2 separate regions of the Homo sapiens genome follow, and region 1 is linked to region 2. The links are chromatin contacts, found by Hi-C in ENCODE. All regions are on one chromosome and are shown on one strand. The core of a region is the stretch at or near the end of the contact, and the rest is flanking DNA. Distances in the headings are between cores, read along the strand shown. Region 1 overlaps LOC101929555 (a long non-coding RNA gene). Region 2 holds the start of KCNK5 (potassium two pore domain channel subfamily K member 5).

Region 1 (3,925 bases), core at 978-3,477, 1.7 Mb after region 2:
AGACCAGGGGTCAGCAAACTATGGCCTGAGAGATTCAGAGCTAAATCTAGCTGACCAACTGTTTTTATAAATAACATTGCATTGAAATACACCCACATTCATTTATTTATTGACTGATTTGCAAAAAACAAGGGCAGCAGTGAGTAGATGCAAGAGATCATAGGCCTGCAAAGCATAAAACATCAACTTTCTGACCCTTTATAGATAAAACTTGTTGACCCCTGACCTACAGTATGCACCTAAGGTGTGTCCTATGTGTCCTAAGATGGCTCCGACACTTGCTATGTGACCCCAGACAAGTTGCTTTCCTGAATCTCCATTTCCTCATCTGTAAAATGTGCTTGTGGGAATTTGGTGAGGAAGTGTGTGTATGTGTAAGTGCCTGACCCAAGGCAGGTGTTTGATAAGGGTTTGCAGCTATCATTGCCAATAGTATGATGAAAATTATGACTGATTCCTATGATATCACTGAAGACAGGGCAGAGACCTTTATGGCCACTTTATGGGCAATGAAACCCTGGTGCAGAGAGAGGATATGGTGAGAGGCAGAGCCCAGGTCTTCCCAGTCCAAGTCCTGCACTCTGCTGCCTCCTTTCCCCCGCCTTCCAATCCATAGCTGCCCTAGTCCTCATTTATGTTTGCCAGCGTGCGGAGCAGCCCTTCTGTGTTTGTGAGTTTTCGGCATCTGTAAGTACCCACAGCCGCACAGAGCTCGCCAGCACAGACATTTGTCAAAGATGACATGCCAGTCATCCATGCCACCGGAGACAGTGACAGATGCGCTCTCCAGCCCCACCATCCAGGCAGTGGAGGATAGATGGGGCCTTGGCACCGGCGCCCGCTCTTGGCCTGGCATGTGCAGGGAGCTGCAGACCAGGCAAGAGACAAATTGCAGCCTGGTCAGTGGGCAGGAGGCTCAGTGTGCATGCAGGCAGATGTGGCTGCAGCCTGCCCCTGAACCAGACACCTGCCTGCCCTCCCCAGTGTCCTAGACCTGCCCAAATCTGGTGTTTGCTTAAGATTTGTATGTGGTCACTGATGAGGAGGTGAGTGCTCACGGGCTTTGGGTTGTTTCCAATAATAATAGTGACAATGGCTGATGCTAACATATGCTGCTCTGCTGTTCTAAGTCCTTAGCATACATCGAGCTCTTTAATCCTTAGCCATCCGGTGGTGGAGGTACAGGAAACTGAGCCTAGAGAGGTTGGAGGCCTCTTCCAAGTTCACACATTAAGTGGCAGAGGCAGGAATCAAATCCAGACACTCTGGCTCCAGAGTTCAATGCCCCTCAGGACTACTGTCTAATATTTGAGAGCCTGGAGTGGAGGAAAAATCGTGACTAGGCAAAGGATTCAGGTAGGCAGGGCTCACCACTAACCTGAGTGGACAGGAACAGGTTGCCCTGCCTCAATTTTTCCACCAGAAAAAATGAGCAGTGGCTGCTATTGCAAGGCCCTGCAAGGTCCCAGACCAGCTCCAGGGCAGGCCTCTCTGTTCTTCTGGGACCCTTGGGCACTAGGTCCTCTGCCGACACACATTCACTCCCTCCGCCTAATAATCCCAACCCAGATCCCCTGGAGTATCATCTCGTAGTTCATTAAACCATCACCTCTGTGTCCCTGAGGCAAGCTTGCAGTCTGTTGAGATTTTGTAGGGATGTTTATGGCTAGTGGCAGCAAAGGGAACAGACCACATAAAACAAAAAGAGACAGTATGAGCTCTTAAAAAGTTTCCAAAGTCTGGCATAAAAGCTCCCACAGGTGTTTCATTCATACAAATGACCAGCTTCCCTCCGCTCTGGATGAAGGGTTTGGAAAGACCAAAGTCTGGTTCAGTCCAGCCAGTCTCCTATTGTGGGACCTTCCTTGCGAAAGTACCCTTCTTTCTCTGAGCCTTGGTTTCCTTGTCTGTAAAATGGGTATAATGATAGTACCTATCTCATAAAATTATTGTGAGGATTAAAACACAAAAAACACTTAGAACAGGGCCCGACACAAAGCGAATGCTCAACAAATGCCAACTGTTCTCATTCTCTGGTTTTTAGTTTCCTCAGTGGGAAAATGAGGAGGTGAGTTTTGTGCCAGGTATGGGCTTCTGGCTCGAACATTCTGTGACTTCATGATGTTCCTAGGGTGCTTCCTTGTCTCCTCCCACTTGCCTGAGTCTTTCTTCTTTGTTTCTGTGAGCCCCAGCCAATTAGTTTACTCACAAGTGTAGGGTAGAGAGAACTACACAAACAGGAAGTGTTACCACTCATACTCACAGTGGTGAATCATTCCAACCTTCCATCAAGTGGATCCACCTCCATTGGTCGACACAGCTGGGGAATCTGAGCTACTGTGGCCAGAACTCTGTTGACCACATCCTGCAATGACAGACCTCAGAATCCTTCCTGAACCTTCCATGGGAAGGAGTCTGTGACAGCCCACCTGTGTAGACTGGGCCTCATCAGCCTGAATTTGCTGAAATAAGTAATTCCAGTTTCCCTGAATTCATGCAGAGGGCACCCACGCTGGGAAGGAGTTTCTCTGGCTTTTCAAGCTCCATAAACACTTGAAAAGTCATTTTATTTTTCAATCTGTGGGCAGGATGCCACCAAACGAGGAAGCCTCATTAAACAGACCTTGAAGGCTATTTCTTTGTTGTTTTTTTTGTGGGAGTGGGATGAGGTTTGGTGTTGGCTTTTTTTTCCCCCACTGATGCTTTTTGGATAAACACATAAATCAGCATCATCTATATTCATTAGATATCGTGCCTTGTTCAGTACAAAATTACCCCTGTTTTGCATGACTTTCCCCCCTTGTGATTAATATAAATGACTTAAGTTAATTATGTTTCTCTTCATGGAAAAATGTATTTGTCAAAGTGCTGAAACATCAATAAAAAATAAACACTGTCATTTGAAGAAGGGCTCATTTGCAAATGAGTAGCTGGGGTGTGGGGAAAGGAATGGACTCACCCGTCTGGAGGTGTCATTCTGATTGAGTAGGCACACTTCATATTTACTAACAATGACAAAAGCATTTTTCTTAGTTAAGCACTCACAGGTCCTGATGAGGTAGACTGATGTCATCATTATTAACAATAATGACACCTCAGGCGTAGAGAAAACAATTTTCCTTACTAGAGAAAACTAACGCTGGGTATTTTACCATCCAGACCTCCAAAACTAGGCCCAGCATGGGGACTTTGCAGGAATAGACCAAGAGGCAAATACAGATGATTGGAGTGGGAGGGAAGAGAAGTGAAGAAAAGCAAACCATGGAGCTGGTGTGGCATCTCAGAGCAACATGGAAGCTTAGGGATGAGACAGCACAAACACCTCCCTGGGCCAATGACAAGACTAAGAACCAGAGAGGGGACTTGCCCCTTGGGTAAACAGCATATTAGTGGCAGAGCCCAGAGAGAACCCAGGACTCTTGACTCCTAGACCCCCACCCTTTCCCTGCACTCTGCTGCCTCCCTTGCCACCAGGGATCAAAGGCTCCCCCTCACTTGAGTAAGTGGTCAATGGCACCAGCAAGGTGCAGGGGCTCAGACTGCTGGACAGTCAGGGCCCCAGGGAAATCTACAGGTTACTGACTTTTTTCATGGTATCTGGAATAGCCTTTCCCCACACTGACTGTCTTAGTTTGGGTTTCCTGAAGGCAGACCCTGAGACAAGATCGTAGGTGCTGGTGGTTTATGTAAGAGGTGAGCCTAAGACACCAAGTGAGGTGGAGAAGTGAGACAGGGAAGGGAGAAAAGCCAATACAGGGCACATGTATGAGGGGGTTACTGCTTTGGACACTTGGACTCACTCCCCCCAGGAGTGACTGCAGAGAATATGCCTCTGAGTTGTCCCGGTGCTGGACAGGGAAGCAGAAATATTTATTTACTGACCTCTGGGGACTTTAATTTCCAACCCCTCTGGGTCACCCTGTAC
Region 2 (3,619 bases), core at 37-2,536:
CGCACACACTCTCCTCCCCCATCATAAAGGGACTACGCGGGTATTATTCGTTTGTGCAACCTGCTACTTTCACAAAGTTTTACTCCAAGCCCTTGAAGGATGTCTCCGCGAGATAAGCCTTCCCGGAAGCCTGAGCGCGTCCCCAGCATTCCAGGCACCAGCCCTCATCCCGTGGGTTCGGGCCCCACAGAGCCTCCAGCTCCTCTCCGGAACTCTGCTGGGGGCGGAAGATTTTGCCCAGGCTCGGGCTGAGGGACCCTCCCGCCACTCTGCCGGGTTCACGTTCCTTAAGAAAAGCCTGGCAGGCGTGGCACTGGCCCTGGAGCGGGGAGGTGGAGACACGAGGGGATGGCACCAGGCTTGGCTCCCAGACTCCGGGAGCGTCTCCAGGGAAAGATAAACGCCTTTATCCGTCCCACAGCCTCTTCCCAAGGAGGGAGGTACCGTCACACCCACACTGAAACACCGTGGAGCCTAGTTCACCCGGGAATCAACTCCAATTTGTCTCCGGCCAAACTAAGTTCCAAAGAGTCTCCGCGCCTGGGGGACCCCTGTGTCCCTCGGGTGAGCGACAGATCCTCGAAGCCTGACCCATGATGAGACACGCTCTCTCATCACCCCCTGGACCTTCCACAGGGACTGAGGGTCACCCAAAGCTGTGAAGGGGTCTTCCTTTCAGCGCCCCCTAAAGCTCAAGCCAGCTTCAGATGTATATGGGGGTACAGGCGGCGACTGACCTCTAGGATCTTGTCCAGGCCCTCCTGACCCAGGCACGGGAACTCCTTGAGCAGATGCAGCTTCTGTGTGTAGTAGTTTTTCTTGGCCTCCTTCCAGTGTGGCTCCTCCAGCACTTCGAAGATCGCCGCCCCGATGGCCAGGTAGAAGATGATGGCCGAGGTGAGCAGAGGGCCCCGGTCCACCATGGCTCCCGAGCGGCCGCCTCCTAGAGAAAGCCTCTCCTAGCCCCAGCTGCTACCAGTCCGCCCGCCCTCCAGCCTCTGAAAACAGCTGTTTGAATTTGGAGCTCCGCATGCGCAGTGCCCGGTACTCACCCCCCGCAAGCACCGCTCCCCGGACAGAGTTGCTTGGCCAAGTTGGCCCACGGAGTGCGGGGAGCTGCGTGGGGCCCCACTCACGCGGCCCGGGGTGGGCGAACACCAGCGGGGCTGAAAGGGCGCCCTGGACCGCGGATGCGTAAGGAGCGGGAAGAACACAGGACTTGACTCTGGGCAGACACGTGGGCCGCTTCTCCACGCGTCGCTCCTCCGCGCGCCACTAGCAGTATGCGCCGCGCCCGCCTCCGCACGCCTCTTTAACCAGCGCCCGGCGCGCTCTGCCCCCTTGCTCCGGGCTCCGACCGGGGAGGAGCCCAGGCGGGCCCCGCCCCTTCCCCGCACAAGCAGCCCGGCGAGCGCAGGAGTGAGCGCGAGGTGAGCGCTAGAAGAGGCTTGGCGCTCCCCGCGCTCCCAGGGTCAGCCGCCAGGGGAGGCTGCGCCGCCCGCCCAGACCTGCACGCCCTGCGGTGCCCGAGGGGTTGCGGTCTCAGGGACTCGTGTTTGTTATTAGGACTGGCGTGTTAACTAAAATGATTGTGACTGAGGTCAGGAGTTTATTGCTTTTGTTATTTTTATTGTAATTCCATTTTCATTTACTGATGTTTCTTCCAAAAAAGTCTAATGCTCAGTCTCTCCGTGTCTCTCTTCCACACACTTTCTTGTAAGCCTGAGGAAGGGGGTTAGAACGGGGCTGAAGAAGCTGTAGGGAATCAGAGGACATCAGGAACTAATCCAGCCACCCACGCGTGATTCCTCCCCCTCACCCCGTTCTCACCTACCCGGGTGAGAACCCTGCATCTGGAAGGAGTGGGCAGCTCAATTCGTGGCACCCCTGTGCGCCCCCCCAATACACAGTATCTCTACGGGAAACACTTGGCCTCTTTTCTTTTTTTCTTTTCTCTTTTCTTTTCTCTTCTCCTTTCCTCTCCTTTCCTCTTTTCTTTCAGACGGAGTCTCACTCTGTCGCCAGGCTGGAGTGCAGTGGCACTATCTCGGCTCACTGCAACCCCCGCCTCCCGAGTTCAAGCAGTTCTTCTGCCTCAGCCTCTCAAGAAGCTGGGACTACAGGCGCACGCCATCACGCCCAGCTAATTTTTGTATTTTTAGTAGAGACGGGGTTTCACCGTGTTGGCCAGGCTGGTCTCAATTCCTGACCTCAGGTGATCCGCCCGCCTCAGCCTCCCAAAGTGCTGGGATTACAGGCGTGAGCCACCGCGCCCGGCCCACTTTCATACATATGCTCCAGCTGATTTAAAATTCCACCCCCGCCACCTTATCTCCCTCGTTGGCTTTATGTCCTTCCTAGTACTAAATTCCCTCTGCTATATTATATAACTTTATTTATTGTTTACTCTGTATTGTGCCCTCTCCCCGCCACACACACACAGACACACACACACACACACACACACACACACACACACGGAAATGTCTGCTGGGGAGATGGAGAATCTGTCTTGTGTAATGATGTATCCACAGTGCTTGTTACATACATAGCAGACACTCAATAACCATGTGTGCAATGAAGGAGTGAATGAATTTGTTAAAAACAGGTGCCCAGGATGTTTCTAACTCGCCTTGCTGCCATTCTCTGAGCTCTTGTAAACCCCAGGAAGTACTGAATCCCTTCCATGCATCATAAGCAGGCCCTGTCATTCGACCCACTTTGCAGTGAGGAAAAAAGCTCAGTGGGTTAGTTTGTTCAGTCTTTCAACCAGCACCAGTCAGAAGTTGGAGGGGGAACCTCCTTTCAGTGCTCTGTACCAGGGGCTGGCCCTGCCCTTCTCTGGCCTCTGTAGGGGCAGGTACTGGAGTGGCCAGAGTCCCTGAGCACTGTCCCCTGGCCAAGGCCTTTTCTTTCCATCGAGAAGAAGGGGAGTCATTTCTCACCTCCTACCCACCCTGTACCCAGGCTGTGGCCTGAACCCCAAGGTGTCAAGAGACACTTTACTTGGGGAGGGGGGTATCTGTACTATCTCCAAATCTGGCTGGAATGGAGGGGTTAGGGATACAGTTGGAAGCATTGATCTGATTTTGCTGATGTTTCTGTCTCTCCTTATGGCAACATGAGCGTGTCCAGAGAAGAAGACCAGAGCAGGAAGCTGGGGAGCCCCAGATTTCCTGATACTGCATCCCTGAGGTGTGCAGTGCCAGTCCCCTCAGGACCCCCCTGGCCAAGGATCATCCTGGACAAGGCCCTGGGGGTGCTTCTCTGTAGACAACCCACTCCCAGCACCAGGCCTCTCACCCAACCCAACATATCCATCTTCTCTAAGCCTTGCTGACCTCCTGCCTACCCTGTCCCCCAGGCTGTGGCCTGAACCCTAGCTCTGCAGTCTCATTCTCCAGCCCTCCAGCTGGGATGGAAACCAAGCATGGGTTCCGGATCCCCCCTCTCTGGATGGAGTTCACCCTGTTTGTGAAGAGTTCAGGGCTGCAGTGTGAACGCTTCAGTGAGCATGGGGTGGGGGCAGTTTGAGAGGCCACAGGCCCTCTCTTTGTTTGGAAAATTCCCTACCATTCCTCTCCCACCTCCGGTCTGTGTTCTCTTCCTAAGAAAATAA

What was found. Hi-C counts contacts between places; a loop is a spot of excess contacts on that map. Pooled maps may share reads with other maps.
Region 1: a pooled map shows a loop between it and region 2 (3-fold over the local background). The contact joins the enhancer-like site here to the promoter of KCNK5 in region 2. A Hi-C loop is called at or near these places in 2 of 50 pooled maps.

The regions. Positions count from the first base shown.
Region 1 is chr6:40,960,169-40,964,093 of GRCh38, forward strand. The region is part of intron 1 of LOC101929555 (a long non-coding RNA gene); the gene reads right to left. Among named protein-coding and RNA genes, the nearest start is that of UNC5CL, 77 kb to the right of the region's middle. Within about 2 kb of position 2,228, at least 3 of the 41 ENCODE cell types and tissues checked have a DNase peak (open chromatin) inside an H3K27ac peak, as active enhancers do.
Region 2 is chr6:39,228,189-39,231,807 of GRCh38, forward strand. It overlaps KCNK5 (potassium two pore domain channel subfamily K member 5), which reads right to left and starts at 1,287. Exons shown (of 5, transcript NM_003740.4): 1 at 738-1,287. The coding sequence starts at 923. RefSeq lists silencers at 1-34, 1,048-1,127, 1,228-1,577 and an enhancer at 1,865-2,592.